Regions from separate parts of the Homo sapiens genome. Here region 2 is linked to region 1. Evidence: chromatin loops called from intact Hi-C (ENCODE). Cell type or tissue: GM12878. All regions are shown on one strand. Each heading gives the region's core, and the rest is flanking DNA. Links, peaks and the distances in the headings are about the cores only.

Region 1 (16,607 bases), core at 7,023-11,022:
TCTGAGTCTTGTGGATAATTAACATGGTTAAGAGAGTAGTTCTACAAATGATTAAAGCTCAGGTACCGCGTTTTAAAGTAAATACCATTAGGGGGCAGTATTTCTGGTCCACCTCCCCGCGAGAGGGCCATCTGGCTCAACAGTTGGTTAACGGAGGTAGGGTAAACAGACTTATTGGGGAAGCCTCTACTGTCCCTAGTATTCTAATTCTCTAAGGTAAGAACTGGCTGCCTTCAGCCTCTTCAATTATTACAAGCTATGTAACCTTTCGGCCTTCCAAAGAGGTTTGTGACTATTCCCTATAACTTTCCGTAATATTTCCTTTTAATATTTCTGCCACCATCCTGAGTGAATCCCAACAACTCACTAGATAACTCACCCTGGAAAAGTCATTCAACAAATCTGCGGCCCCATTTCATCATCTGATACTCAAATGGTTGTGGAGATGGCCTCTGCAGTTTCTATTAAAATATCACCAAATTCTAAGTAGGTCATTTTTTTTGTAGTAGACTTTTCTACATTTAAATTGCTGGTAGGAAGACTCTTTCAAATCTAGGTAAGCCAGTTTTAAAACAGACAAAGAATACAGAAGAGGAAATGACAACGAGTTTGCTGTTTTCCATTTCTTAATTTTAAAAACCAAAGTCCTGGTATTATCTATCAGAATTTCCGTTAATCATGAAAAGCACACTGGGCCTCTCATCTTCGTCTCTCATTGATTGACAACCTTTCATTTTGATTCCACCCAGCATTACAGGAGTTTTCTAAGTTCTTAACATTTCTAATGGTCTGGCAAAGCTGTGTGAATGCCATCAATACTGATTTCCAGGAAATCTTGATGTTAACATTTTATCTTTAGTGTTGCGGTGTTTTGCCTGCTCTGATATGAACTGGAAAATATTCTCACCCACATTTTGAAAACTGGTGTGAAAAGTGATGCTAACAGTAAAGGTCTTTCTTTTAATGAAAAGACAAATGCTGACATTTACACATTTGGCTTCAACTTTTCATTCCTCTCTATGTGCTGACAGGTGCAGTCTCAATCCACATGATTCATTTTCTGCTTGTTGTTCTTTACTTTGTATCACTTCAAATGATCCATTTGCTTAAAAAGAAAAAGGTACAAGAATATGTCACTATAAGTTCATGGTTTCTGCCTGTAGGTTTTAGGTTGCTAGGGGGTGGTTTGACCTTTAAGATAAGTCTGGTAAAATGCAGATGGGATTATATAATGTTTACAGTAGCATATAATTGAAGTTGTAAGGGGTGTGTGTGTGTGAGAGTGTGTGTGTGTGTAAGCGGTAGAGTTAGAAGTGAGTAGAAGTCACCCCCGGAAACAGATCCTGACTCCAAGGAAAACTAAAGCCCATAGTCCCACAGTGTCTCAATTTTCTCTGGATGTTTAAAGAGAAGAATATTTTTTTTAAATTTAATTTAATTAATTTATTTTTTTGAGACAGAGTCTCACTCTGTCACCCAGCCTGGAGTGCAGCAGTGTGATCTCGGCTCACTGCCACCTCCACCTCCTGGGTTCAAGCAATTGTCCTGCCTCAGCCTTCCGAGTAGCTGAGATTATGGGCACCCACCACCATGCCCAGCTAACTTTTGTATTTTTAGTAGAGATGCAGTTTCACCAGGTTGACCAGGCTGGTCTCAAACTCCTGACCTCAGGTGATCCTTTGTCAGGGAGCCTTGGGCCTCCCAAAGTGCTGGGATTACAGGCGTGAGCCACCACACCCAGCCTCAGGGAAGAATCTGTAGGAAAAGGAAAACAAACAAACAAACAAACAAAAAGGAATCTTCTTTCATGCAGTAGAAAGGAAAGGAGCAGGACATGGCCGCAGAGAGGTTTTGGTGGGGCATTGGGAACCAGTGGGAAGAAACGCTTCTTGCATCTGATTATGGAGAAGGCCTTACGAAAACTAAATTAATCCATGAAAAGCAGGAGAAAGGACACGATTCAGCTAAAAAGATAATAACAGGCCGGGTGCAGTGGCTCACGCCTGTAATCCCAGCACTTTGGGAGGCCGAGGCAGGCGGATCACGAGGTCAGGAGATCGAGACCATCCTGGCTAACATGGTGAAACCCCGTCTCTACTAAAAATACAAAAAATTAGCCAGGCGTAGTGATGGGCGCCTGTAGTCCCAGCTACTCAGGAGGCTGAGGCAGGAGAATGGCGTGAACCCAGGAGGCGAAGCTTGCAGTGAGCTAAGATCGCGCCACTGAACTCCAGCCTGGGCGACAGATCGAGACTCTGTCTCAAAAAAAAAAAAAAAAAAAAGATAATAACAGTCTGCTTGGACTAGACTTATGCTTGTGCATAGACATTTTTTTCAATTTTCAATTTTGCTCTTTTATTGTGGAATAATTTTGGGTATACAGGAAAGTTACAAAGATAGTAGGGAGAATTCTCGTGTGCCCTTCACCTGACTACCTCCACTGTGGGCAACTTACATAGCCATGTTGCATTGATGAAAACAGAGAATCACATTGGCGCATTCATGTTAACTAAACTCCTGACCTTATTTGGGTTTCACTAGTTTTCCACTAATATGTTTTCTCGGTTTGAGGATCCTTCCAAGAGACCACATTACATTTAGTTATCAGGTGTCTTCAGTGCTCCTTGGACTGTGATAGTGACTCAGTTTTTCCTTGGTTTTAATGAACTTGATATTTTTGAGGAGTCAAATATTTTTAATTGTTTACATTTTATTAATTATTACTTTTACGAAAAGTGGATTTTCTTTCTTTCTTTCTTTCTTTCTTTCTTTCTTTCTTTCTTTCTTTCTTTCTTTCTTTCTTTCTTCTCTGTCTCTCTTTCTTTCTTTCTTTCTTGGCCTGTCTTAGTCTGTTCCTGCTGCCATAGAAAAATACCACAGATGGAGTAATTCATAAATGATAAAAGTTTATTTCTTCATCCATCTCCAAAAGCTAGGAAGTCTGAAGCCAAGGTGCTGGCAGATTCACTGCTCTCTCTGCTTCCTTGTTGCTGTGCTCTCCAGAGAGGATGAATGCTGTGTCCTCAATTGGTAGAAGGCACGGGATGACCAGCCAGCTCTCTGAAGTCTCTTTATAAAGGCATTAATCCCATTCACAAGGATGGAGTCCTCACGCCTAATCATCTCCCACCATCACTTTGGGATTTAAGTTCCAACATGAATTTTTGGATGGATGCATACATTAAAAACTTAGCAGCCACCAATCCACCATCCTGGAGGCTCCAAGAGCTTCTCATGTGATTCCCTCACGACTGCTGTGCACCTGCCAAATTCAGGATCTGCTCACCTGTAGCTGCACGGCCCAGGGAGGAAGGGAGGATCTATTCCTCTCTGCCCTCTTCCTAATTCCTTGGCTGTCCATTCTTTCCTTCCTTCCTTCCACCTTCTTTCTTTCCTTCCTTCCTTCCTTCCTTCCTTCCCTCCTTCCTTCCTTCCCTCCCTCCTTCCCTCCCTCCTTCCTTCCTTCCTTCCCTCCCTCCTTCCCTCCCTCCTTCCTTCCTTCCTTCCCTCCCTCCTTCCCTCCCTCCTTCCTTCCTTCCTTCCCTCCCTCCTTCCCTCCCTCCTTCCTTCCTTCCTTCTTTTCTCTTCCCTCCCTCCCTGTCTTCCTTCCTCCCTTCCTTCTTTCCCTCTCTCCCTCCCTCCCCTCCCTCTCTCTCTTTTTCTTTTTTTCTATTACACAAGTTTATTTAACAAAAAGTCTAATATGAAAATGTACATGACCTAATTTTTTCATCATAGTAAAATGGGCTCTTTGGAGAGAGGACGTGGATTTCTCTGCTGAACAGCCGTTGTTTATACTCATTCCAAGGCTTCTAACATTTACTTATTTATTTATTTATTTATTTATTTATTTATTTATTTATTTATTTATTTTTGAGACAGAGTTTCACTCTGTTGCCCAGGCTGGAGTGCAGTGGCACGATCTTGGCTCACTGCAAACTCTGCCTCCTGGGTTCAAGCGATTCTCCTGCCTCAGCCTCCTGAGTAGCTGGGATTACAGGCGCCCACCACCACGCCCACCTAATTTTTGTGTTATCGGTAAAGACGGGGTTTCACCATGTTGGCCAGGCTGGTCTAGAACTCCTGACCACCAGTTATCTACCTGCCTTGGCCTCCCAAAGTGCTGGGATTACAGGCATGAGCCACCACGCCCGGCCAAGGCTTCTAACATGATGATACTCTTTCCTTGTATTACCACCTTTCCAATATTGTTCTGTTGCCCACTAGTTGCCATCTACATGCATCCATCTATCACAAGATTCATAAAGGGCTCAAATCTCTGCAATATTCCTTGAACATGTCTGCCACCATTTAACTTCAATGATAACTTCTTGTCCATAAGTTTTTTCAACTTGAGAGGGTGAGCTTTGCTCATGGTGTCTACTCCACAGGCTCACAGATGCCTTGGAACGGAATCTCTTTCTTTCTTCTTAGGAGATGGGGGTCTCCCTATGTTGCCCATGCTGGCCTCAAACTCCTAACCTCAAGCAATCCTCCTGCCTCAGCCTCCCAAAGTGTTGGGATTACAGGTGTGAGCCATCACACCTGGCGCAAATCACTTTATTTGAGCAAAGTTAAGTGTTAACAAGTGAAGAGCCAAAAGGGGGCTGTTTTTCCCCCATTCAGAGTTTTGGCAATTTGGCAAAAAGGGGGTATCAATTTCTTCAAAACCGGGGCTAAAAGACTCAGGGAGATCAGAGAATCCCATTTTGAGAAGCCATTTTCTTCTTAGAAGTAACTGAGGTGCTGTACGTGTGTCAAGAGAGAAGTAGGTGGCAGAAAAAAGTGTGCTTTCCACAAGGGAGTTTTGCCACCAGAAGGAAAAGAGAAGATGGATTGCAGGAAGGAAAAAAGGGCTCTAGGCTGGGTGCGGTGGCTCATGACTGTAATCCCAGCACTTTTGGAGGCCGAAGTGGGTGGATCACTTGAGCTCAGGAGTTCAAGACCAGCCTGGCCAACATGGCAAAACCCTGTCTCTACTAAAAATACAAAAAATTAGCCGGGCATGGTAGTGCAAGCCTGTAATCCCAGAGACTTGGGAGGCTGAAGAACAAGAATCGCTTGTACCCGGGAGGTGGAGATTGCAGTGAGCTGAGATCGTGCCATTGCACTTCAGCCTGGATGACAGAGCGAGACTCTGTCTCAAAAAAAAAAAAAAAGGAAGGGCTCTCCTTGCCCCAGGGATGGAGGCCCGATGCACCTCTCTCTTAGCAAGCTGGGTGTGGGGGAACTACCCAGTAACCTTTTTATTTTTATTTTATTTTATTTTTTGAGGAGGGACAGAGCTTCAGTAAACATCCAGGCTGGAGTGCAGTGGTGTGATCTCGGCTCACTGCACCCTTTGCCTCCCGGGTTCAAGCCATTCTCCTGCTTCAGCCTCCTGGGTAGCTGGGATTACAGGTGCCTGCCACCACCCCCAGCTAATTTTTGTATTTTTAGTAGAGACGGGGTTTCGCCATGTTGGCCAGTCTGGTCTCGAACTCCTGACCTCAGGTGATCCACCTTCCTCAGCCTCCCAAAGTGCTGGGATTCCAGGTGTGAGCCACCGTACTCAGCCTTCAGTAACCTTTTTTAAAATAGCTTTATCAAGATGAGTTCACATGCCATGTAAGGTATACAATTCAATGTCTTTTATTATATTCACAGGGTCGTGCAGCTATCACCACAATCTAATTTTAGAGCATTTTCACACTCCTGGAAGAAAGCATGTGCATTCACAGTCATTCCCCATTCCTTTCCCACCTCTAGTTCCTGCATCCATCCATGTCACTTCTATTTCTATGAATTTGCCTATTCTGGACATTTTATATAAAGGGGAATCACGCAGTATGTGGCCTTTTGTGCCTGGCTTCTTTCACTCAGCATGAAGTTTCTGAGGTTCATCTGTGTGTAGCATGTATCAGTGCTTTGCAGGGTTTTTTTTGCTGATCAATATTCTACTGTATGGACATACCACATTTTATTATTAATGACCGACTCCATGAAAAGGGGAGGAGAAAACCAGCAGAGCTGTCATGTAAATGTTGCTATAGCCTGGATAAAGTGAAAGAGAAGACACAGCTGCCTTTTTGAAAAGACTAGAGTGCTATGGAGTGTAAACATCTAAACATCTGACAGCAGAAACTACTTTTTTTTTTTTTTTGGAGACGAAGTCTCACTCTGTTGCCCAGGTTGGAGTGCAATGGCATGATTTCATCTCACTGCAGCCTCTGCCTCCCAGGTTCAAGCAATTCTCCAGCCTCAGCCTCCCAAGAAGCTAGAATTACAGGCACTCATTATCATGCCTGGCTAATATGTTTTTTTTGTATTTTTAATAGAGACGGGGTTTCACCATGTTGGCCAGGCTGGTCTCAAACTCCTGACCCCAAGTGATCTGCTTGCGTTGGCCTCCCAAAGTGCTGGGATTACAGGCATGAGCCACTGCACCTGGCCCAGGAACCACATTTCTATGTATTATTCTCCTTGTGTCTGTCTGGCCCTGCCTGGTCTCCAGCCCTGCAGTCCCCTCTGCGTGGCTAGGACTCCTGGATCCCCACCTGCTGGCCCGGCATTGCTCCATTTTAAGGACATATTTTCAATGTTGAGTGTGAAGAGTGTATTTAAAAAACACTACCTTATTATCTATTTATCTATTTTATTAACAGACCCAAAGCTTACAACCTCATTGCTTTTTAAATATTATTTTGATATCCTGGAAGATAACCATAGACGATCTGTTAAAGAACAAAAAAGGAATGCTGTTGTTACAGTAGGTAGCTAGTCAGACATGAACAGGGCAGGGGAGGCCCCCCCGACTTCCCACCAGGAATGTCAGGCAACCATCAACCATCTAGTGATGGTCAGGTGGTTGTTAAACTGCCTTTCTAAAATAATAATTGGTCACAGCCAGTGCCAGGGAAAGGCAGTCTCTCAGTAGATAGAAAAAACCTGAAACTGGTGATCAGCAGCTTCCAGATAAGATCTCAGGCGTTGGGTGAGTAGGCTCAAGCATGCGCACTAAGAGGCGAAATGGCAGAGTTTAATTGGTATATGACCTTATAGGAACACTCACGTGGTAAAGGAAGAATAGCTCAAGGGAGCGTGCGTACAACTTCAGTAAACACACTGTGCATGGGGCCCCTCCCAAGTGCTGGACGGCCACCGTGCATGCGGACAGCCTACCCCAAGGGAAGAATCCGGGGAAAAGGGACAGACGCCAAGACCCCAGAAGCATGCCAACGTATAAAACCCCAAGTCAAAGGTCAAAGAGTGCACTTGCCTTTCAGGTCGCCTGCTTGGCCCTCTTCCAAATGTAGTTTACTTCCTTTTATTCCTGCTCTAAAGCTTTTAAATAAACTTCTAGTCCTGCTCTAAAACTTGCCTCAATCTCTCCTTTGGCCTTATGGCCCTTAGTAGAATTCTTCCTTCTGAGGAGGCAAGAATTGAGGTTGCTGCAGACACATAAGGATTCGCCGCCAGTAACACTGTGATCAAATATGTTTGGGAAATGACTTATGGCCCCTTTTTGGAGATATCAAAATTCATCTGAGTATACAAATGCCTTGGCAAAAACATCAGTAAAGTATCTGGTGAGCTTTGCTTAGCCCAGCGCACCCAAGCTACCCCTCACCCTCCCCAGCGAGCATGGTGGTCCACGGAAGAGTGGGAAATGCCTCCTTCCAGACAATGTGCTAGGACTCTGCCCCCTTGCCACTGGTCCAACCCGACCATGCATCCAGCTGTGATTTCTGGGCTTCTGCCCTATTGCTGGGGCCAAGGCCAGGTCTCAGTTCTGGAGACGGCCGTGCCTTTTTCTCCGTCACTTTGCTCTCACCCCAGGGACCGCAGCCTGTCCTGAAAACTGGGCACAGTGATGGGGCTCTGTTATTTTCTGTTCATTTCTCTGTTGTTCTCTGCATCCCTACCCACTTTGTTGAATAGGTCTCTTCATAGATTGCTTGTCATCTCTGGGGACACTCCAGTTTCTTAACTCTTGAGCATCGTGACATCCTGTTCTTCTGCCTGGATGATCCACAGCTGAACTCATACGGCTCCCACCTTCTGTAGCTGCTGTCCACTCCATTCCTGTCTCACCTCAGGTCTTGATGCAGTCCCCAGTCTTCCTTGTCCCATGGTTGTCTACTGAGGCCAAGGTGCTGTGTGAGAAACACAGCAGTGCCACTCAGGAATGTCTTGCGCAAGGTGGATGTCCAAGACTCTGCTGCTGAAGTTGTAGCAGGCAGCATCCATGTGTTCATCCTCCCGCATTGTTTCTTCATTTTATTTTATTTTTCGAGATGGAGTTTCGCTCTTATTGCCCAGGCTGGAGTGTAATGGCACGGTCTTGGCTCACCACAACCTCCACCTCCCAGGTTCAAGTGATTCTCCTGCCTCAGCCTCCTGAGTAGCTGGGAATATAGGCATGTGCCATCACGCCTGGGTAATTTTTGTATTTTTAGTAGAGTGGGGGGTTTCATCATGTTGGCCAGGCTGGTCTGAACTCCTGACCTCACATGATCTACCTGCCTCGGCCTCCCAAAGTGCTGGGATTATAGGAGTGAGCCACCGTGCCCAGCCTCTCCCACATTATTTCATTCTGTACCATGTTGTTGCTGAAGGAGCATGAGCTCTAGTGCCAGGCAGACTCACGTTTCCATCGGGGCTCTGGGACTTACTAGCTATGTGGCCTGCGGTAGGACATAAATTTTTCTGAGTTTCAGTTTCTTCATCTGTAAAGAAAAATGGGTGTGAATACACTTACCTCTCCCAGTTGTTGTATGGATTGATTTAGAAGGTGTAGACAGCTTCACTGTTCACAAGATTCATGTGATTCTGGTATGAGTAGTTTCCAAATATTCTGAGAGACACAGGAGTAAATAATGGATTCAAAAGTCCCTAGCCTGGGATTTTTTAATGTTATGAGTTAATATTTGAAAATCACTAACAAAAAGGTCTGGAATAAAAGCCATGTTAGTGTTATGTAAATGTTGTTTAAAAAAGGAAGTTCCCTTTCTTCTTCCTTCTATATAGTAAGGATCTTGAGCTATTGACTGAGGTTTCAAAGTGAAGAAATGGGAAAAACCATTTATATGGGGTTGCTAGTCACACCAGGAGTTGGGGGCAATGCCCACCTTGGTTGGATTCTACTGTGGTAACAATGGACCCCACAAGACAGCCAGAACTTCAAACAGCATGGAAGAGGTGGTCACTGTGCTAGCTGAGAAGTGAAACTTCATTGCGCTTTTGAAGAAATTCTGTCACCGAAACGAAAGAAAAACTAAGTGGATAGCAAGTAGAGTTCTGCTTCTCAAAGCGTGTAGTGATTCCCCTCCCACCCACGTAGAATAACCACATCTCAAGCACTTTCTTAAAGATCCCTGACTGTCTGACTAGAATATCCTCCTTGTCCACTCAATGTTTTTTTTTTGAAACAGAGTCTTTCTCTGTTGCCCAGGCTGGAGTGCAGTGGTATGATCTTGGCTCACTGCAACCTCCCATGTTCAAGCGATTTTCCTGCCTCAGCTTCCCCAGTAGCTGGGATTACAGGTGCCCGCCGCCATATCTGGCTGATTTTGGTATTTTTAGTAGAGATGGGGTTTCACCATGTTGGCCAGGCTAGTCTTGAACTTTTGACTTCAAGTGATCCACCCATCTCAGCCTCCCAAAGTGCTGGGATCACAGACGTGAGCCACCGCACCGGGCCTGTCCACTCAGCTTTAATCCTAGCATCGAGACCTTTTCTGTTATCTCATTTTTTGTCCCCTATTTCACTTTCCCAGATCCATATAACACCAGTGAGAAATAACCCCAAATACCTAGGGAGAAGTGTGATCTCACTGTGTTCACTTTTTCCCGAACATGAGCTCCACGATTGTTTCCAAACAGTAAAAGCAGTTTCTCCTTTTTATCTCTTCTGGTAAAGCTGCAGTTGGGAAGCAGAGAGGTTTGGCAGAGTTGATGGGACCTTTGGGGTGGTTTGTTTCCTATTGGAAAGAAAATGAGGGTAGGAAGCTGCTGAACAAAGAGTCTCTGCCTTGCCTTTGCAGGGCTGCTGACCCTCATAATGGGCAGAAGCTACTGCCAGCCTGCTGCATAGAGCTGTCTTTGCAGATTTAATACTTTAGTGAGGGGCTAGGGGCCTACTGCTGAGCCCAGGATATAGTCAGTTACTAAACCTTGCGTCATGAAGCCAGCTGGCAAATCTTTAGTTTTGTTCTGGTTAGATGTGACCATGACTTTGGTTTTTATTTACTTCTCTCTTTTGTATAACTATAAATATTTTTAGACTGGGTGCTACACAGTTAAGTCTGTATATATGATTTGCATTATCCAGTTTAGGCCCAAAGTCAGGAAAATTGCTGCCATGCAAGATGAGTTGACATGTTCCTGTTTTTGTGGCTAAGAAGCTTTGGTATATAGAATTAGAAAAATGCTCTCAATAGCAAAGACTTGGAACCAACCCAAATGTCCATCAATGATAGACTGGATTAAGAAAATGTGGCACATATATACCATGGAATACTATGCAGCTATAAAAAAGGATGAGTTCATGTCCTTTGCAGGGACATGGATGAAGCTGGAAACCATCATTCTCAGCAAACTATCACAAGGGCAGAAAACAAAACACCGCATGTTCTCACTCATAGGTGGGAATTGAACAATGAGATCATTTGGACACAGGGCAGGGAACATTGATCACTGGGGCCTGTTGGGGGGTGGGGGGCTGGGGGAGGGATAGCATTAAAAAAAAAAAAAGAAAAATGCTGATTCAAGTAAGAAAAGAATGTGTGTATGTCTTGGAGTTGGTGATAGAGAATGATTTGGAGGAAAAAACCCTCTTGATTTTGCAACTAACTAGTTTTAAGACTTTGATGAAATTTGTGGGTGTTTGGTGGACTTGTTTGTTGAATTGGATGAGTTCACTTATAGCCCTGAAATCTGACTGTGGATTCAAACATTTCATTCCCTTTTCTCTGAATCATTTTACATGTCTAACTTGAAGCTCTGAATTGATAAACATAGATGACAGGAATAAAATGGTTCTACATTTTTCATATTTCTCAATAGGTTTGGGTTTCCCTTTTGGGAATTTTTTTCAAAAGAGAACTGATTGGCTCTGGTCCCAGTATCAGGAAACTACCTGCTCAGTCAGGCAGAGAATGAAAGGCTTGAGATAAAGGGCCTGGGAACAGTTTATCAGTCAGACTTTCAAAAGAGGAGTAATCAAGTAGTGTAGGAAAAGCACAGCATAACTGTCTGAACAAGGATAAAGGAAAGAAGTGGGGAAGTGCCACAGCTGGGAAATTAGCTGTGGTGCTCAAATAACCGGGATCCTGGAATTCTGACCATAGGAAAGCACTGAGGGAAATTTGGAGCCTCTTTTGTTACAAAAAAGACCCTGGACTGTTGAAATTCCTTTGTGTAGTAGGCTCAGGGAAATACATTGAAAAGAAGAAACACAGTTTGTTTGTTTGTTTGTTTGTTTTTAGAGCAAATCTGAGGATTTGCAGAGGTGCTCCGAGGTAGCCATTCTTCAACTTTTTGGAGTTGTGGACTCCTTGAGGGCTGGGATGAAAACTATGGCCTACTTCCCAAGAAAAATATAGCTATACATATAAAGCCAAACACAATTTCTGGGGCTGGGTAAACATCTTGAAGACCACCCACGGCAGTGCCTAGGGATCCAAACAATTTGAAGTTAATAATTCTTCAGTTTGAAGTATTGTAGCAAACTGCTGTAAGTGATAAGTAATTATGAAGCAAGGAGTATAAGGAAATGCTTCATGGAAGACAGAGTTACCTCCAGCAATGCCATGGAAGACTTGGAAAAGTTATAGGGCAACAGACAGAAGCAAGGTCACAAGGCTAGAAGTCAAAGGAAAACACTGTAGAAGAAGCTCGGGTTTTGGAAGAAGGTAGTTCAGTGTTGAATTTCTGATTCCACTAGAGTCTAGCCATGTGAACCTGGGCAAGGGTGCTTACCCAGGTTTGGAATCCAGTGATTCCAGGGCAGCCATCAACTTTCTCCTTTTATGGCCAGTATGGAAGAAGCGGGTGATGGAGCAGAAGCAGCGTGGAATGTGGGTCTGGATTTATCTGGTTTCAAATCTCAGCTCCGACATTACAAGTTTTGGGTGACCTTAGGCAAGTTATTCAATTGTCCAAGTCTCTTATCTCTAAGATAGGTATAGAAATAGGTACCCAAAGAATGATTAGTACATAAATAACATGTTATAGAGAGAACTTTCAATAATCGATAGGCTTTATTATGAGAAAGGAGGCTTATTTAACTCAACAGAAGGTACATTTTGGGAGAAAGTGGCAGATCTATGAAGAAATTAATGCCAAATTATAACTATCAAAGAGCTATAAAGCTCTGTCCATTTTTGGGTAAATTTTACTCATTTAATATTTTTGTGTGTCTTCCTATGTAACTTCATACTTAAGATGTTAGAATTTCTTTTGATAGGTAATGGGTGAAGAATGGGAATAATAGGCATGGTCTGCATTTTAGGGGATTCTTTGGATATTAGAGCAGCAAGAATAATTGTTTGGGCAGGATAATTTCTGGGTTGCTAGACTCTGCCAATGGTTAGTGATATACCTTTGCATAGGTCACTTAAGTTTTGTGGACTTCAGTTTTCTTATATATTTAAGGAGAAAACTTCCTTTTTGTGTTTTATGATTCTGTGATCCTGAGGTTCTATTGTAGCCAGAATAAGGCTGAGATATTCTGTGATCTAGTTTTTTAAAAAAATTATTTGTGTATTTTCTGCAGAGGTGGGGGTCTTACTATGTTGCCCAGGCTGGTCTTGAACTCCTGGCCTCAAGCAATCCTCCCGCCTCAGCCTCCCAAAGGTCTGGGATTACAGGTGTGAGCCACCATGCCTGGTATAATTTAGTCTTGTTCAACATGACATCAAGCAATCTACTAGTCTAAGCACAAAGTTCTCAAAAATAAACTTCAACTTACTGTAGGATTTCTTGCAAAGGTAAGAAATCCTCTACAAGTTTTTTCCATAGAGCATCATTTAGCAAAAAATTTCAAACTATTCCCTTTAAACATTTTTCCTTTCTTTAAAATTTCAAACTCATGGTTACTACCCCCCCGAAAAAGAAATCTCATCACCTCACTCTGTTCATGTAATTTCCCCATCATTACTCTTCTTTCCTATTTATTACTTCTCCTCAGGTCTAGTTCCTAAAAAAGGATCTTGCCTGTGTCAAAAACAGCCCCCTGGGGAAGTTGGACTGGTCTGTCAACCCCTTTTTCTCCCCTGGGGACCAACCAATTAGAACAATGGAGAACAATTTTTGTGATGTTATCATCCTATTATTCTTTGATTCTGTGGCTGCAGTGAGGACGCTGCTTCAGAAAACTACTATATTAATACAGACTTTGAGCTCTGAGACCTGAGACCAGGACAGCCAATGTGGGAGAGAAGGAAATGAGTTGGAGGCAAAGTGTAAAAAGAATTAGTGACAAACAGATAGGGCAAATGAGGGTAGGAGTAATCAAACGTGACTTCACATGGTTCGTCCATCTTCCACACATCCTTGAACTTTTCAGCACCGTCTGTCAGGTGCTAAATGGACAAGGACAGGACAATACAGGTGATTATGCGGTGTGAAAAACAAAGCCCAATGGGAGTTCAAAGTAGAGAACTATTTCATCCAATTATGGGAACTTCCTTGAAAAAGTAGCCTTTGAATTAGACATTGAATGACATGTAGAATATGACCACCTAACAAGAGTGATGGTTGGAGCTACTCCAGGGGCAAGGGAAAACACATTAGGGAAAGATCTTAGATATTTTTATTATGGTGAGTGAGAGATAAGACCAGAAGAGATTTTCTATTTTCCCAGGACTTCTTGGAATGACGGAATTGCACAGGAGAAGTGTGGATAGAATTCCACCAAGTGAGTTCCCTCTCATGTTCTGAGGGGCTTCTCCAAGCCTGCAGATGTGTATGCTGAATGTTCCCTAGGCTAGTCACCTTGACAGTGGTGAGGGTCTGAAGACCTGGATCTAAGAAGGCCTCGTGTGTCCCCAGAGACAGACACACAATCAGTTCCTTTCCCCTCTACTCTTGGCTTTGTCTTCTGTCTGAGGCCGATATGTGTTTAGCATTCACTTTCCCAAACAATGTCTTTCCGCCCTCCTCATTTTCCGAATCTTCATTTGGGAATCATGCTAACTTTTCTCCCGCATCCTGAATCCCCGTTTGAGTTTCTCTGTTTGTGTCACACTCATGGGCTTGGCGAAGGGGATCAGATGGCTCTTGTGTGATCATGCTAGGCGGCTGTTAGTTAGTCACTCCTGGGAACTGGATTTGGTTCAAGTTTATTCAGTGGGACTTAATGCTGACAGACTACTTTCTACTCTAAAGTCAAGTCTCTTCCTGATGTACAGGAAATGATAAATAGTTCACGACAAAAAGTAAGACTAAGAAGTCAGCAATCATCACACTGCAAGAGTTGAGGGTGAGGAGGGAGTTGGGGTAGTCCCTGCCAGAACTCCAGGCCAAATGGCTTGCATGCCAGGTAAACTTTTGTAGGATGCTGGCATGCACATTGTGGGTGGATTGCAAATTTTTTTGAATGATGAAATAGAAGCAGGGTGTTTGTGTTTTTTTTTTTTTTTTTTTTTTTTTGGCATCACATACAAGAAATGTCTACAGGTGCCAAGAGATAATCTTATCATATCTAGGAAGTTTTTGTTTGTTTATTTATTTACTTAGGACATTGTTCTCCCTCTTCCATTTCTAGAATATATTTTCTCTCCTTAGTCAAAGAAACCCTAGTTGCTGTTTATGATTCAGACGAGTCTTGAGAGAATAGAAGGAAAGAAGAGAACAACTTCATTTCTTCTTCTGTGTAAAATGTCCTGTGTCAAATTCCCATACTCTAACACTTTATTTGTAGTATCTTCATAATTCACCAACTTCTTTAAAGGAAGAGAATAGTTTTTAATATATCTTTGTTTCTCTGAGAATATTCCATTAGAGTGAGTGTTCACTGCTAGGTTGTTGGTTACCTGAATAATGTCTCCTTTAATAACATAAAATGTGGAACACAGAATTTAGAACCGTATTTTCCTCTTTATATTTATTTTTCTTCTCCTTATTCTCCTCCTCCCCTTCCTCCTCCTCCTCTCTTTCTCTTTCTCTCTCTCTCTACTACTGAGTTCAGATCTCATTTCTGTCACTTACTTCCTGTGACTCTGGGCAAGTTACTTCATTTTACTTTGTAGCAGATTCCTCACTTGTTAAATGGGAATTATAATAGTCATTGTGACATATACAATAGAGAATATACATGATGATACTTCTATTATTATTGTAATGATTAAACAAATTAATATACATAAAATACACATAAAAGTGCCTGCCAGTAAGTTGCTACATAAATGCTTGCTGTTGTGACTTTCTCATGAATTTTTGTTTTGTCTTTCTAACTAAATCATAAGCTGCTCAATCACAAGACTATTTCTCTTATGTCTGTGTCTTGACCATATTGCTTAGTGCAGTAGAAATGGTATCATCAATAATAGTTTGCGTCTGAGTCATACTTTACATTGTACAGGGTACTTTCACTTGGATTACCTCACCAATCCTCCCAATCATACTTGGATACATGCTTATTCCCACTTTTTAAATGCAGAAACTGAGGCTAAAATTTTGTTTGATCAGGGCCACACGGCTAGTGTGTGACCCAGATGACCCTAGAACTTAGTCTTTCTGGTTTCTGGTCTTACGTTATTTCCTCCAGGCAAATCTGACCATCTGACCACACGGCAGATGTTCAACAAATGCTTCTGTGTGTTTATGTGTTTCTCTAAGATGCATCTTTCACATTCTATAGAGTAATTGGCATGGTAACTTTGAGTGGTCATTTCTTATTTATACATTTTGGTATAGTTAAAATTCCTGAAATAAGGGATTCCTGTACTTATAATGTGTTTTATTGCTATAAATTATAGGAAACATCACATTCAGTCTTTTCCTCCTTTCCTCCCCTCCTTCACTGAAAGTTCTCATTAGTGTTAGCTTCCCAGTTTCTCAAAGTAATTCCCTGCATTCTTGTACTTAATCTCTTTCCTCTTCTCCTTCTCCTTCTCCTTCTTCATCTTCTTCTTTTTTTTTTTTTTGACAGAGTCTCGCTTTGTCACCCAGGCTGGAGTGCAGTGGTGCGATCTCGGCTCATTACAACCTCTGCCTCCCAGGTTCAAGCGATTCTCCTGCCTCAGCTTTCTCAAGTAGCTGGAACTACAGGCTTGCACCACCACGCCCAGCCAATTTTCGTATTTTTAGTAGAGATGAGGTTTCACTATGTTGGCCAGGCTGGTCTTGAACTCCTGACCTCCAGTGATCCTCCCATCTCGGCCTCCCAAAATGCCAGATTACAGGCATGAGACACTGCACCTGGCCCTAGTATCTTACTTCTGTTATGTGTTGTGGAGGTCGGACTTCTTTGGAGTTGGAGGGATGAAGAAACTTGTGTCTGAATGATTTTCTTAGCTGCCTTCATGCTGAAACAAAAGCTTTCTCATTTGTAATGGCATTTTAGCCATATGCGTTCATGCTACCTACTTATTCTAAACTCCCAAAATTTGTGGAAGAACTTG
Region 2 (16,607 bases), core at 6,463-10,462, 810 kb after region 1:
TATTCAAGTTAAATATTTTCAGTTAGTTCTTCATAACCACCCATTGCTGTTACTCTTATCTTTTTAAAAGTCTTTGTTGTGCTTGTTTTAAATTGTTGTCCTGGCTACTAGGTTCACTTCCTCTGGTGTAGGGTCTTATTTCTTTTACTGTGCATATAATATCTGTATTACTCCATTCTCACGCTGCTATAAGGACATATCCGAGACTGGGTAATTTATAAAGGAAAGAGGTTTAATTGAATCACAGATCTGCAAGGCTGGGGAGGCCTCAAGAAACTTACAACTATGGCAGAAGAAGAAGGAAACACGTCCTTCTTCACATGGTGGCAGGAAGGAGAATGAGTGCCCAGCGAAGGGGGAAGCCCCTTATAAAACCATCAGATCTTGTGAGAACTCACTATCATGGGAGCAGGGTGGGGAAACCCACCCCTGATTCAATTATATCCACCTCTTCCCTCCCACAACATGTGGGGATTATGGGAACTACAATTCAAGGTGAGATTTGGGTGGGGACACAGCCGAACCATATCAACATCCTTTCTCTCTCTCTGTCTGTCTTTCTCTCTTTCTGTCTCTCTTCCCCTGAGCTCATCTTTATTCCCCTGAAACTGCCCTCTACCTGGGCTTGGAATGGCAGCCTTGAAGGAAAACAAAAACTGAGCGTTTGTGAAAATTTGTGGGTCCAGTAGGATGGGCCTTCTTGCTGACTTTATGAACTCTGGGATTCAGCATATACAGCTTTTGTTTTCCTGGGTCTCCTCACCACCTCATTTCCCTGTCCCAGGCATTGCTCTGCTCTGCTCTAGGGATGAGTACCCTCCTGTACCATTGTCTAAGGGGTCTGTAGGGAATCCTCAGGGTGTTACAGAACTATTATCACCTATTCCTCACCTCAGTTCTGACACAAACTCATGTTCTTCTCCTTTTGAACAGCACTGCTGCATTCCAGCTAATAGCACAGCTGCAGCAAAACCTGGGGATCAGAGCCTTAAGATAATGGCTTATTGGGACCAAGAATCTTTTGTGCCCTACTTGCATGCCTGGCCCAGCCCAGCAGCACTTGATAAATTCCCCACACATAGTGGTAGAGATGACAGTTTAGGTGCAGTTCTGCCCCATCCCATTCAGGTGGAAACTTCTGGCCACAGCTCTCCAGGGGCAATGCGACTTAGCCACATCACCCTGATTCTGTCCTCAGTGTATCTCCTCTATTCCCCCAACCTCTCCTCTAGTCCTCCCCCCGACCTCTCTAGGCCACCAAGTTTCCTGTATGTCAGGCTCTATGTGCCTTCAATCTCCCTGGGGTTTTTCACAGCTGGGCTCCAGTTATTGACTTGAACTTCACATTGAGTCCACCTTGCTTGGTAGAAGGAGCTGAAACCCAAGCTGGATTCATCTTGGGAACTGGAAGCCAAATCCCCTCTGGGATAAAAGTACTTAATTAAAAAACCCTGTTGTTTCTTCTCTTGAAAATGATTGGGAATCAAGAATATAAAAGATAATCCAAGCATGAGATTTTATTTATTTTTTAAAGTTACCAAAAATTTATTTCTTAGAATACTTTGTTGAATGACAGTTGGTTAATTTCTTTGTATTTTTTAAAAATTGTCTCATAAGTTAATTAATGATTTTGGAATAAAATGATGGATCATCTTTCACACGTAACTCTATGAAAAAATGACAGATAATTACAAAAAGCTAAATTTAGTATCAATTATCAACAATTCATATGCAAAACCTAGAATATAGTAATAAAATACTGGCACTAAATATAATTTTAAAATCATATTATAAGAAGTTATAATTTAGAGAAAAGAACAAAAATGACTAAATGGCTTTGTTGCCAAAACCTTCTAAATTAAATACAATTTAGAATTTGAGCTTTTGCAAAGCTATAAATGCCACAATGTATGCAATTTTAACCAAACATAGAGATAAGTGAAAGATGAGAATCATGCTCACAAAATATGGTTATGACTTTCTTTGGTGTGACCATTCCCAGCTCTTCTAATGGTTAGAACTTTAAAGAGTATGATTGTCTTGGGAGATGAAAATAAATTTGGGGACCTGAAGTGGTAAATAGGGAAAAGGAAAACAATTACTCTGTAGAAGAAGATTGTGTAAATTACAGATTACAAACAACAAGATAGGAAGAGAGAGGAATTAACACTTTATCCCTTGTCTCTCCCCAACGGCTGGCTCTTCATGTAGGAAGAAGGCATAGAATCTTCCAAATGCCTAAAGTCTAAATTGACTGCCTAAGTATTTACATGTCATTACAATTCTGTTCATGCATCAAATCACTTTGATTGATTTTGAATGGTTCTGATATAATCAGCATTTTTTATTTTTATTTTATTTTTTTATTATACTTTAAGTTTTGCTGGATTAAGAAAATGTGGCACATATACACCATGGAATACTATGCAGCCATAATCAGCATTTTTTAAATGACATCAGTTTACTGGGAAGAACCATCCTTGGGCATGACCAAGTCAGCCCTAGCATGTCCCTCAGTTTGACTACACTCTAGATAGGCTTCCTCCTGCCTCTAGGCCCCTAACCACTTTCCCATCCTGCCCTCAAAGCATCCAGTTGGTCTGAACACAGAGGAGCCTTCCCTCCTTTTTCTTAGGGTATTTACTTTAGAAAACTTATTATGAACTCTTCCTCTGACTTTTTGAAATGAAAATATTTTTAGAAGCTTCTTTCCAGTTTTACAACCCAGGACTGACTCTCTCAAGGACCTGGGAGCCGTCCCTTTGAAATGTAATCATCAAAGAGGCTAGCATCCCTACTGCCCAGTTGCTGTGGAAAGATAGGAGCCTGACCTAGTGGGTGCCTTGCTCCAAGTGCAAAAATTACCCCATCATGAAGATAGGAGAAAGTTTACTTTTCCATTGAGTGAGGGCAAACAGATGGCTTGTGATTCCCCAACCTCAACTCTTCAAAACTCTTGGCCGGGCGTGGTGGCTCACGCCTTGTAATCCCAGCACTTTGGGAGGCCGAGGCAGGCGCATCATCTGAGGTCAGGAGATGGAGACCAGCCTGGCCAACATGGTGAAACTCCGTCTCTGCTAAAAATACAAAAATTAGCCAGGCGTGGTGGCGGGTGCCTGTAATCCCAGCTACTTGGGAGGCTGAGACAGAAGAATTGCTTGAACCCGGGAGGCGGAGGTTGCAGTGAGCCGAGACTGCACCACTGCACTCCAGCCTGGACAACAAGAGTGAAAGTCCTCCTCAAAAAAACCAACCAACCAACAAACCAACAAACAAAAAAACTCTCTCATCATTTGTTTCAGGGAGCTGAACTCGGACTTTAGTGTTGTGGCATCTCTCCTCTATTGCAGTAGTCTTAAACATTTTTTTCCCCTGTTTAACTTTGACCATTTGGCAAACAAATGTTAAGAATAAAATGCAGCTTCTAGAAGAGTAAAAATATATTTAATCTTTACATTTTTAAGTCAGTATGTGAGATTATCAGTAGTTAGATGCAGTTCAAGAAAGGATTGGTTTTCTGTTGCCTAAGAAACTCCTTGCATCGAGAGCCACATTGCTATTTTTCTTTGACAAAGCAGTATTGTGGGAAAATCAAGTTTTCTTCTTTTTCTTTTTTTTTTTTTTGAGATGGAGTTTCACTCTTGTTGCCCAGGCTGGAGTGCAGTGGTGCAATCTCGGCTCACTGCAACCTCCGCCTCCAAATGTTGCTTTTTGCTATACTTAAAAGTTGGAAATTTGATTGTAAAATGTTTAAAACCTTGTTTTATTTGAATTCAGAATTAGGGCAAATAATTATAGTGGTTTATTATTTTTTGTACAGTAAATACGAGACAGACAAGGAATTAGGACATTTGCAATCCTAGATCCTCCGACATTAAATGATCAGGGGGAAGTTATTTAACCTGTTTGGGCCTCAGATTTCTCATTTATAAAATGAGAAGTTTGGACAAACTCACTTCAACTCTAATACTATAAGATTATTTGATTATCTTTTTGTCTTCAAGACTTTTTTGATCCTAATTAAGAAGCAGGCTCTTTCTCAAATCCTGATACAATCATTAGACCACATGGTATATTTAGTTGGTAACAGACTCATCATAATGTGAAAATGTGTGCAGTGCAATGAGCCCATACACCATGAGTAGCTAATGAACACCCCTTAAAACAACATTCCTAAATGAATAACAAAATTGGTGCCAAGAAACACAGATACCTCACCAACACTCCAGCTGTTGATTTTAATCTTAGTTCTATTGCCGCCTAATATTCCAATGATTTCCCTTTCTTACTTGAAATTAATCAACATTTATGAAGAAAAGAATATCAAATTATAATTATAGAAAAAATGGTCTGGCTTCTTAATCTTCCTTCTCCATATTTCATCTCCATTTTCATATAAATCTTTCCAAAATGCTTTTCAATGTCCTTTCATCATCCGTCATTTAGTCAAGTAACTATTATTGACAGAACAAAAGGGTTTTTCCCCTTAAATTGTCACATCATGGTTAAATTATTTATATTTGAAAACATGATGTGTATCAGATGTGTGGAAACATGAAGTTGATTTTTCATATTTATTGGTATTTTCATATGTTAGCGCATGTTGGTCCATGGAGACCACCTGGCGTGACTCTTCTGTGATTCTTCCATTCACAGAGGTCAACACCTTTTTAATAAGGGAATAGCATTCTAGAAGAGATTTATTTAGATATCTCAGATTTATTAAAATGCAGAGTGTGGATTTTATAAATTATTTGATTATAATTTTCTTTTATTGATGAGGATATTGAGAGATTTATTTCACTTGTGCTATTCAATTTGTACTTTGACCATTTAAACTACTTGTTAAAGTTGCTTTGAAGTTACTTTTTTGGTTACTGTTCTAAATACGTTATTAGTGCCTTGATCGTGAGTGATTGATCCAACATTAGTGGAAACCTTAAGTGGAAAATAAAATCTTCTAAGCAGAAATCCTGCTTAGTAGGTCTTCCTTCCTGCTATCCTTTCTCTCAAATAAGAATTTTTATTTTTTGACTCTCAGGTCAAAAGAATTGGATTAATCATAATCCTTGGTTTGCGATCCAATATTGTAATTGTTCATTGAAAAGAGTCATCTTTTAAAAAATATTTCTGCATGTTTAATAATTTAATAAACACCTTAATCCAAAGCAGAAATTGGTATTATCTCACCACTTGGTCTTCCTTCTCATCCCCTGCTTGTTCCTAACAAGCTAAACATACTGAATACTTTCTTCTTCTTCTTTTTTTTTTTTTTTGTTGAGACGGAGTCTCGCTCTGTCGCCCAGGCTGGAGTGCAGTGGCGCGATCTCGGCTCACTGCAAGCTCCGCCTCCTGGGTTCACGCCATTCTCCTGCCTCAGCCTCCTGATTAGCTGGGACTACAGGCGCCCGCCACTGCGCCCGGCTAATTTTTTGTATTTTTAATAGAGACGGGGTTTCACCGTGGTCTCGATCTCCTGACCTCGTGATCCGCCCGCCTCGGCCTCCCAAAGTGCTGGGATTACAGGAGTGAGTCACCGCACCCGGCCTCTTCTTTCCTTCCTTTTTTCTTTGTTCTTCCTGTGCTGTCTTCACTTGCTAATTTTCTATTTTTTTTAGCAGTTTGATTAAGGTATAATTTATATGCCACAAAAGTCACCCACTTAATGTGAACAATTCAATAGTTTTTGCATATTTACAAAGTTGTGCGTCTATAAACGCTATCATTTTTAGAACATTTCATTACCCTAAAAACAAGCCTGGACTCCTTAGCTGTCATTTCTTAATCTCTCCACCTCCTCCTCACTCCCATGCCTCCTAAATCCTAGGAAAATATTATCCTGCTTTCTGTCTCCAGATTTGCCTCTTCTGGACATTTCATTCAATGGAATAATACACCGTGTGGTCCTTTGTGTCTAGCTTCTTTCACTTAGCATGATGTTTTCATGGTTTTTCCACACTGTAGCATACGTCAGTACTTCATTCATTTTATGACTAAAGTATATTTTTTGTATAGATATGCCACATTTTATTTATCCTTCCATCAACTCATGGATATTTGGGTTGTTTGTACTTTCTGGCTCTTCCGAATAATGTGGCTATGAATATTTGTGTACAAGATTTTGTGTGGACTTATGTTTCCACTTATCTTTGGTACGTGTCCAGAAGCAGAATTGTTGGATAATCTGATAACTCTATATTTAGCAGTTTGAAAAGTTACCAGACTGTTTTTCTAAGCAACTGCATTATTTCATATTTCCACCAAAAGTGTATGATGGTTCCAGTTTCTCTACATTCTCACCAACACTTGTTATTATAGGTATTTTTTATGAAAATCATCCAGTTGACATATATGTTATCTCATTGTGGTTTTGATTTACATTTGCTCGATGACTAATAATGTTGAGTATCTTTTCATTTACTAATTTTTTTGACTTAATTTATGCTAGTCTGGTATTTACCTTTACTCACCAATAAAATTTCTCCAGATAAGCACTCCATTGACCTTCATAACTGCTTTTGCCAAATCTAGTGGTAGTTCCTTTTGACTCATCTTACGCAATATCCAAGTAGAATTCCACCACTTTAAATACCTTATATTTCTCAAAACCCTTTCTTCTCTATGCTGCTGGTGTCCGTGCTACTTTCTACTGGTGTACATACTACGTTTCTACTTTCATAGTGTTTCTCCTGCCTTATTGTCCATTTCTACTGAGTCTCCCCATTGACTCTGTGGTCTTTATTGACATGACTTTGTTCTTGCAAATCTCTATGAAATTTACCCTCTAGATGATATTAGATACTAACAGTTCAGTGAACTAAAATACTATCTACATACAGGTAACACCACAAATTATATATCCAGCTTGATATAGAAAATATTACAGTTTATAGCCATTTCTAAGGCAGCATAATCCCCTAATTCTATACTTCCTCAATCGGTCTATCTTCCCGCCTCAATTTCCCAATATCTCTAAATTACAGCATAACTAATTATCGGCCTGGTAAAGCCCCAAGTTTAGAAATTCTTTGTGATTCCTCTCTCAATCCTTAACATCCAATTAATTACCAAGACCTGAATACTTACACTCCCCAAATACTTAAGTACCCCTAATCTTCTCCATCTTAGCTCCCACCACCCCAGTCCAGTCAACTCTCACCTAGTCTATTACAACAGAATCCTAATTGATCTTCACATTTACACTCTCTCTCCTCCCACCCAACCCTTCCAATTCATTCTCCAAGTAGTAGTAAAAGTTGTCTTTAAAATAAGAATTCACTCACGTCACTTCCCTCTCCAGATCTTTTAATGACTTCATAATACATCAGAAAAAACAATTTGAACTCCTTGCCATTGCCTAAAAGATTTTGCATGTTTTGTCCCTTCTCCACCTCTCCAAAGTCATATTGCTCACCTAGTCAAAGCTCACATTGAGCCAACACTGTATTTATTTCAATTGCTTGAAGTGGTCAGCTAGGTATTTCTTAAGGCTTTTGAGTGTGCTGTTGTCTACTTCTGTGTCTTTATCTACTAAGCTGTTTTCTTTTTACTCTTCAGGCTCAACGTAAATACCATCTTTTCAGAGAGGCCTGACCACCCCTATATAAATCAGGACTCTGTTTTTCTCTTTGTCTGCACTCTGATTTTTTTCATAGAATTTGCTATAATTTACAGATGATGTAATTTATTTTTAATTTATTTTTTTCCCCTCCCTTGGCATCATCTCCTGGTGAGAATGTAAGTTGTATTATGGTAGGGATTATGTGTTTCCTATTTCTGTTGTCAACACAGAGCTTGGCATTTAGAAGTTTTATTGCATTTATAAGATTTATTTAGAGGTAAGAAGAGAGAGAATTAGGAAGGGAGAGGGAAGGAACGAGGGAAGGTGGGAGGGAGGAAGGAATAGCTGCTACATTTTATCTATTAGGTTAGAATTTTCTTTGTATTCTTTTCTAATGGAGAAGTTTTTCACTTCCCTTTTGTTAGAAAGAAATCCTTCATGCTTGGAGTCCAAAATGAAACTGTAACATCCCATTAAGCAGAAATATGAACCACTCTTTGTGCCACATCATTAACCATCCCTATGGCAACAGTATGTAGTACGTTTCAATTTTACCAATCCATACCTAATACAATGTGGGTTAAGACAGCTAAAACAAAAGAAGTATATCTGCATCTGGAATTGAAAGCACTAAGTTCCAGCCCCAGTTCTGCCATTCATTAGCTCTATAACCTAGGACAAATCGTCTAACCTCTTTCTGTCCAAACAGCTTATCTGAAAATGAAAATAACATGTCTTTCCTATTCACTTTCAAGATTGTGGTAAAAACGAAATGAAGTAATATACAAAAGGCTTTTATAAACTTGAAGTACTATTTTGAATGTTATATAATTTTTGCTGAAATTAGGGTTAATGTCTTTTTTGTTTTACATTTTACTCTCAGTCCAGTTCTATACATATAAGACATGCTTAATGCTATATCAACTCGCATATTTTGTGTTCTTTATTTCAAGTAGCAGTTTCTATCTCTGTTTATCACTGTAATGATAATATCGGCATATAATCGTAATGGAATTCTGTGCTTTCTTCATATAGTACCTGTTAATGCGGGCATATGTCATATTAAAAGTATTCTATAAATTATAAAATATAATTATCAACCTATCAACCATAGAAATTTACGTTGTTAAAATTAAAACAGAAAATGTTTAAATAATAACTAAGAGATCTAAGCAATGAGTTCCCTGTTTAATTAAATACAATTTGGAATTCAAATAAAAAGATACAAGCAAATAGCATATTTCTTTTTAACTTTTATGACAATGATGAGAACTTTGCACTTATTAAACAGACCATTAGGAACCTATACTTATATCAGGGATCCAAGACAACACCATAGTGTTCTCCAAGGTTAACTGAGATTTATGTAATGATCCAGTTAATTTCTTTGACATAACTATCTCAAAGCAAACTTTCATGTTGACATCTGAGCCTTCTAAATGACTTTCTAACTGTATGAAAAATCCAGTCAGGCTACACCCATGTCCCTACTGCCCTTCTTTGTAAACAGGCTGTTTTGGTAAAGTAAAAAGCTACATTCTTTTTAGGCATGATGGTATGGCTTAGACTTCTCAAAACTTGCTTTAAAAATATGTTAATTAATATTCAACATATATATTCAGAAGAGGGTTTTTTGCTACCACACATCGAGTTAAATTATACCCAAATTGCCCATTTGGATATAAATGTTGTTGTCATTTTCATCAAGGGTATATCAGGTAGTTCTCTTTTTCACATACAATTGTAGTAATCCAATTACTAGGATAATGACTTTGCAGGACTGATTGATTGCAAACTGGAACACAGTTTTTCTCTTTGTAAATATAATTGTTTTACTGTAACAGGCTTGAAAGTCTTTTGCATCATGAAAGGATCTCAATTCTCCATTCCATGTGCAAGCAGCACACAGAAGCCTAAAGCAGGCTGAGTCAAAGATTCAGCAGCTACATGGAGTAAAACATAAATTCACTGTGATGTTGTATTAAAGGTGGTTAATATGAAATACTCTTCTATCCTAGGTGCAGTATATAGATTAAGAAATGTAAGAGTTTATAGTCTTCGAATCAGTGTACCTAGAATTTCCTTGCTCCACCACTCATGTTGGGAAAATTAGTAAGTTCTCTATGCTTTCCTTTCCTCTTTTGTAGAAGATGAGTAATGGTAAAAATTACCTCACAAGATGCATGAGCATTAAACATGAGATAATACATGCAAAGTGCCTGGTAGAGAAGTGAGCAAGCACTTAATTTCACCATTGAATCAAATTCTAATTTGTGAATTTCATTCAGTTGCTTCTATGCCACCTTTGAAAAAGCCTGAAAACCAGTCAGTTTTGGTAACCTAATATGCCCCAATTTCTTTACGGGTAGAAGGGATCCAAGATAGATCATAGGCAAAATTGTGGGCTATGACACAATTTTCTTTTGCAATTTTCTCTCTTTTTTTTTGGTTCTATGAACTTCCATCCTGCCAGGTGTCTGCTGAAAGTCATTTCTCCAAAAATAATTTTTGTTGTTTGCCAACATTGGGCAAAACATTGTACCAGAGTTTTAAAAAGAGAATAAAATATGTCCTCTTTTCTCAAGAAATTGACAACGTAATAGGAAAGAAAGGATATTGGTTAAGTTTATGAAACATAAATAGGAATAAATAAATTATAGTGGAAGACAGTAGAGAAGATATCACCATATAAGCATGATTGATATTCAAAGTCCCTTTTCATTTGATCCTTCTGTTAATTTAGATCAAAAGGAATTTGTCTATACTACGTAATCTGAGTTTCCACAAAAATGCCTATTATGACATTTTTTAATTAAAGTGATCTCGTAGACACTTCTTTGGAGTCCCTAAAACTCATGGAGCATTGACTGGAAACCAGTATGGAGAGGAAGCATGGTGTTTCCTCTTATAAGCACTGTCTTACTCAATTCTAGAATGAATGCTTTGCGACCCATTAGGAGACAAAGCTAGATCCCCTCAAGACTAGTGCATGTTTATTAAATAAAAGACAGTGCCTAGACATAGTTGGGTGCTCAAAAAGTGTATATTTAATTAAACACCAGACAAACCTTCTGATAGTTAATTTTATGTGTCAACTTAAATGGGTCACAGGATGCCCAGATGGGTGGTTAAATATTTCTGTGTATAGACGTGAGGGTGGTTCCAGAAGACCCTAGCATTGGACTTGATGGATGAGTAAAGCAGATGCTTCTCCACAAAGTGGATGGTCATCATCCAATCTGTTGAGGGCCTGAAGAGAGCAAGAAGGCACAGGAAGGTTGCATTAACTCTGCCTGATTTATTCAGAGCATCAACCTTCTCCTGCCTTCAGCATTTCTGGTTCCTGGGCCTTCAGACCCAGACAGAAGTCTATATAGTACTGATGGGCTGGCTCTCAGAGATTTGAACTATACCACTGGCTTTCCAGGGTCTCCAGCTTACAGACTGTGGGACTCTCTGCCTCTATTATCCCCAGAGTCAGTACTTTATAATTAAAACACACACACACACACACAGACACACAGACACACACACACACACACACACACACAATCTCCCGTTGGCTCTTTCTCTGGAGATCTCTGATGAATACAAACTCCCTTTGTTGTAATTCCCTGTACTAGCACAAAAGAGAAAGAAAATAGAAATACAATAACTTGATCAGTAAGGCACTTAATAAAATGTGAAATTTTTCTAATTGACTCTGGAGAAATAAAGGCTGGAGAGAAGTTGAGATAGGGGAATTTGTCGTTGGTGAAAAAATGTAGCTGAAGATTTTCAGTTAACAAGTTGGCAATCAACTTTAAGAAAGCCTCTAGTGAGCTCACAGCATTCTGCCCTTTGTCATTTTCTTTTAGTGGTTTATGACCCTCTTACAAATAAAGGAGACACTTAGGAAATGTGTGGCTGATTTCAAACTTGAGATAGGACAATAATTCATGGCGTAGCAGAATAAATATCCAAAACATTCTCAACAGGCTGGACTACAAGTCAGCATTTGTCACATGAAATTGAATAAGAATAGATTTAAAATTATTCATTGCAGTTCTCACTTTGAACTCTATAAATATGGAACTGAAGGAAGACAGTGTCTGTCTTAAAGTAATTAGTGTAAAAAGAACCTAAGGGTTTTGACTGACAGTAAGATTAATATGAAAAGACTGTGATGTGGCTGGCAGAAATGTTAATGGTTTCTTAGATTATATAAATAGAAACTTAGAGTCTAGGTAATGTGTGGCACATCAGAATCTCTTTGGATACTTTCTAAAATGCAGGTTCGTAGGTCCCATCCCACATCTACTGAATTATCCAAGGTCTGGGTGTTGTGCCCTGGAATCTGTCTTTAACAGTCTCCTGAGGTTACTTTGATGCTGAGATCCACCTCAGCGGATTAGTGTGGATAATAATGGAATAAGAAAAATAAAAACACAATGTCCTCACAGAGTATAAATGCTCAATAAACCATAATTTTAAGTATTCTTTAGGGCCATTTTTATTAGTTATATTGACACTTTTGTAAAATTCTTTATCCGGATCTAACTTTCTGTTAATCTTACAAGGGTGGCCTTTCCTGCCTGCCTTCCAGTCTTGTAACTTTCCTAAATGTGTCCTTTCTGCTTTCAACATATGCTAATTAGGACCTATTCTGTGTAAGATATTATCCTTGGCCATGCAGAGATTTTTTAGATGCCCTCAGTCAATATATCCACCAAGTATGGGAGTTTTGACCTGTATATAATTAACTATAAGAGAACTGAAGTGCCCTAGGGCCTGAGCAAACTTTCTGGAATTGCCTGTACCCTAGCAGTGCTGTGAAAATACACGATGCAGTAAGATGCAGCACAGAAATAAGCATTCATCTTCTGCTTTCTCTTAACAGAGGGCACTTTCTTCAACTAGGAGACCTTTGCCAGAGCATGTGAAGACCTTCTTGGCAAACACCAGCCATGCTCACTTCTCACCATCCCCCAGTGCCACCTACTCTCTGCTCAACACTCTCCATGCCCCTCCCAGAGCCATTGATCCCGTTCCACCAGAAGATCACATCTTAGAAATGCCCCAGACATCGTTGGACATTTCTTCATGCTTCATGAGCTTCAAAATCTTTTAAAAATTTAATGCGCTTATGAATCTCTAACAAGCTCCTAAATAACTTGTATGCTATTGTTAAAAAACTCCAAATATTAATAAGTATTAGTAAAATGTTGCTGTTAATAGTAAATCAGCTAAGCGTCAAAATGCTACCTGGAAAAGCAAGCAGAATAGACATTCCAATGTTAAAGGGCATCAAGAGCAAGACTCTTAAAGAGCCTATGAAATCATTTAAGTGTGAGATAAAAAGGTTGGGAATTTCATACATATTTAGCATTGCCTGAGAAATGTCTCTAAGTTTTTCTTTTTTCACTCTAGAATATTACCAAAGTTGCAGTTAATTACATTTCTGCTGCTACAAAAACATTTTTTCATGCCTCAGTGATTCATGAATCTTCCATTGTGTGTATTAGGCAGCAGCTCTTGTAGACAATGACAGAGAATAAAATGCTTCCAGAGGAAACACGATTCAGGTGTCTGTTTTTGGGTTATGCGGTGTCAGATTGGTCCCATTGTGCTTCAGAGAGCATTTGTTATTTTGTGATATGGCTACAGACAGGTTTAAGATCCAGATCATCATCTTACTTCAAAGAGTGTGAATAAATGATTCAAGAAAGAAAAATAAGAATGGAGTATTTGGATAACAATATATTCTCAATTTAAAACGGTTTATGAAGGGAACAAACATACCATGCAAATGAGAAGCAGTTTTAGAAGGGGAAGTGTTGTGCTTCATCACAACTAATTATTACTTGAATATTTATTAGTAGTATGAGAAACTAAATGTCTATGGCCATACCACCCTGAACGTGCCGGATCTCATCTGAAAAGGAAAAAATAGCTTCTACTTTCAATGGTGAGATATAAACAAAAGTTCTCTTTCATTACGCTTAACAAAAAATGTGCATCTTTAAATTTTTTTTTTTTTTTTTGAGATGGAGTCATGCCCTGTCACCCAGGCTGGAGTGTAGTGGCCCGATCTCAGCTCACTGCAAGCTCTGCCTCCCAGGTTCATGTGATTCTCCTGCCTCAACCTCCCCAGTAGCTGGGACTACAAATGCACACCACCATGCCCTGTTAATTTTTTTTTCTTTGTATTTTTAGTAGAGACAGGGTTTCACCATGTTGGCCAGGCTGGTCTTGAACTCCTGACCTCAGGTAATCCACCCACCTCGGCCTCCCAAAGTGTTGGGATTACAGATGTGAGCCACCATGCCCAGCCTGAAATATTTTGTTTCGATAAAAAATATAAATGTATTTTGAGTAAAAGACCACCATGACAAAAGGAAGTCATGGACTTGACTAAGAAAGACCAAATGAGCAAACTGTGTGCTCTAGATATCATCTATCCCTGAGAGTATCAGAAATAAAATCATAATGATGGCACCATGGCTTCAAATAATGGACTAGTAATGTTTCCAACTCAGGATAATAAATGCTCCATTCAGAATTATCTTTTAAAACTCAGCCAGTAGTAATCACTGCACATACTTTGTTACATACTACTTATAAAAAGATGGTGCCTTTTTATCTCTGAATCTCAGGAATATTGCCCAGTTCCCAGTACCTCGACAGTTTTTAATAAATATTTGTCTCATAGTGCATGATTGCAGAATGTCTGAAATTCTAAGAGTTACAGAAAAATACAAATGACATAGGGAAGAGGTTGGTAAACTTTTTCTGTAAAGAGATAGTAAATATTTCAGGCTTTGTAGGTCGTATAACCTCTCATACACAATTATGTCATTGTAGAGAAATCAGCCATAAACAAGTAAATGAATGGGTGTGACTGTAGTCCAATAGAAATTTCTTTACAAAATCAAGATGTAAATGGTAGGTTGTAGTTTACTGACCCTAAATAGAACAAACTTGGTCATTGTCCTCAGGAAGGTGTGGTAAGTGAAGGAAATAGGAAAACAAATATCAAAAACTCTGGAAAGGGTTTTTTCTCCAACTAGGATGGAGTAGGTGGAATTCAGCTCATAGTCCTACTGAATGAAAGTCCATAGTTTACATTACGGTTTACTCTGTTGTACATTCTGTGGGTTTTGATAAATGCATAATGTGTATCCATCATTGTGCTATCATATAGAATAGTTTAACTACCCTAAAAATTCCCTGTGTTTCATCCACCTAGTTTTTGTTTCCCATTTGCATGATAGATCTTTCTAGAACCCTTTACTTTTTGTGGGTGTCATTACATGTGAGATGGGACTCGAACACCACAGAAGGATGGCTTTTTTTTTTTTTAAATCCAATTGGCTATTTTATACCTTTTAAGTATAGGATTTAGGCCATTTATATTCAAGGCTAATGTTGAATTAGCCACCAATCACCATAAGCTAAGTGAGAGAGTTCTCTCTGTTAGTCCATTCTCATATGGCTATAAAGAAGTACATGAGCCTGGGGCCGGGCGCAGCGGCTCACGCCTGTAATCCCAGCACTTTGGGAGGCCGAGACAGGTGGATCATGAGGTCAGGAGATCGAGACCATCCTGGCTAACACAGTGAAACCCCGTCTCTACTAAAAATACAAAAAAATAGCTGGGCGTGGTGGCGGGTGCCTGTAGTCCCAGCTACTTGGGAAGCTGAGGCAGGAGAATGGCATGAGCCCGGGAGGTGGAGGTTGCAGTAAGCTGAGATTGTGCCACTGCACTCCAGGCTGGGTGACAGAGCGAGACTCGTCTCAAAAAAAAAAAAAAAAAAACTACACGAGATACGGTAATTTGTGAAGAAAAGAGGTTTAATTAACTCACAGTTCTGTAGGCTATACAGGAAGCACGGCTGGGAGGTTTTTTCTCCAACTAGGATGAAAAGGGTTTTTTTCTCCAACTAGGATGGAGTAGGTGGTATTCAGCTCATAGTCCTACTGAAAGAAACTGAAAGCTGTATTGAGAAACAAGAACAAACCCCCCTGCTGTTTGAAAAGACTGGAAAGCAGCAAGTGCAGCCAGCACTTGGGGTACAAAACCCAGAGTGGGGGAAATTCATCCAGGTCAGCTGTAGGTTCCTATTAGTCTCTCCTTGTGGTGTTAGACAACTAAACAGTAGGCAATGTCCTAAGACAAGGCTACCAAAGTGTGGTGCAAAGGGCCTCTGTAAACTGTTTACACCAATATGTATTATTGAGATAATTATGACATGTGACAAATTTAGAAATATTTATAATAATTTAACAGAGCAATTTTGGGTGCATTTTATCTAGTAATTTTAAAAGCAAGCATATTTTTATGTCCTTTATGTCTTTTATTTAGTAAATCTTTTCAGTAATTCATACTTGCTGTATTTTATGGAAGTGCTATGTAAGGACAAACAAGGCTTTTTTTAAATTTTTTTTAATTTTTTTATTTAATTTTTTTTTTTTGAGACGGAGTCTTGCTGTGTTGCCCAGGATGGAGTGCAGTGGCACAGTCTCGGCTCACTGCAACCTCTGCCTCCCGGGTTCACGCCATTCTCTTGCCTCAGCCTCCCCAGTAGCTGGGACCATAGGTGCCCACCACCACACCCGGCTAATTTTTTGTATTTTTAGTAGAGACGGGATTTCACCATGTTAGCCAGGATGGTCTCGATTTTCTGATCTCGTGATCTGCCCGCCTCGGCCTCCCAAAGTGCTGGGATTACAGGCATGAGCCACAGCGCCCGACCACAAGACATTTTTTACTAGTAAAATTTGAGATGAACCAGCCTAGACTGTACAGCGATCTTAATGGAGAAAGGAAACAAAGTGGAGCTCAGAGCCACAAGGAAACCAGGATGGGAGGGTCCAGGGTCCCAGAGAACTAAAAGAACTAAGTCCAGTATTCTGTATAAAATGTACCCTTAAATTTGCCAGACCCTCAACTGCAAAAACCCGGAGTGAGAGGCTGAGAAACCAAGCAGAAAACGACAGCTTAGAAACCAAAAATGCAAAAAAGGAAACTGGCATTTTCACATTGGAGATAAAAGTCAGAGCTCTA

Evidence for each region. A loop is a pair of places that touch in the nucleus more often than their neighbours do. Peaks named below come from ENCODE experiments on the same cell type or tissue, not always from the same donor. Only the 100,000 strongest peaks of a DNase experiment are listed, where the experiment ranks them.
Region 2: a loop joins it to region 1, with 3 times the contacts of the local background. A loop is called at or near these places in 1 of 110 quality-filtered maps.

What each region holds. Positions count from the first base shown.
Region 1 is chr2:227,774,361-227,790,967 of GRCh38, forward strand. It overlaps the pseudogene SNRPGP8. Among named protein-coding and RNA genes, the nearest start is that of CCL20, 31 kb to the right of the region's middle. In GM12878, for the core only: no CTCF peak of the experiment used is centred there; DNase peaks (open chromatin) are centred at 8,688 and 9,261; H3K4me3 peaks cover 817 bases; H3K27ac peaks cover 1,896 bases.
Region 2 is chr2:228,582,774-228,599,380 of GRCh38, forward strand. The region is part of intron 1 of LINC01807 (long intergenic non-protein coding RNA 1807); the gene reads right to left. It overlaps LOC105373921 (a long non-coding RNA gene), which reads left to right. Exons shown (of 3, transcript XR_007088115.1): 2 at 9,580-9,673; 3 at 12,441-12,521. Among named protein-coding and RNA genes, the nearest start is that of LINC01807, 20 kb to the right of the region's middle. In GM12878, for the core only: no CTCF peak of the experiment used is centred there; a DNase peak (open chromatin) is centred at 8,098.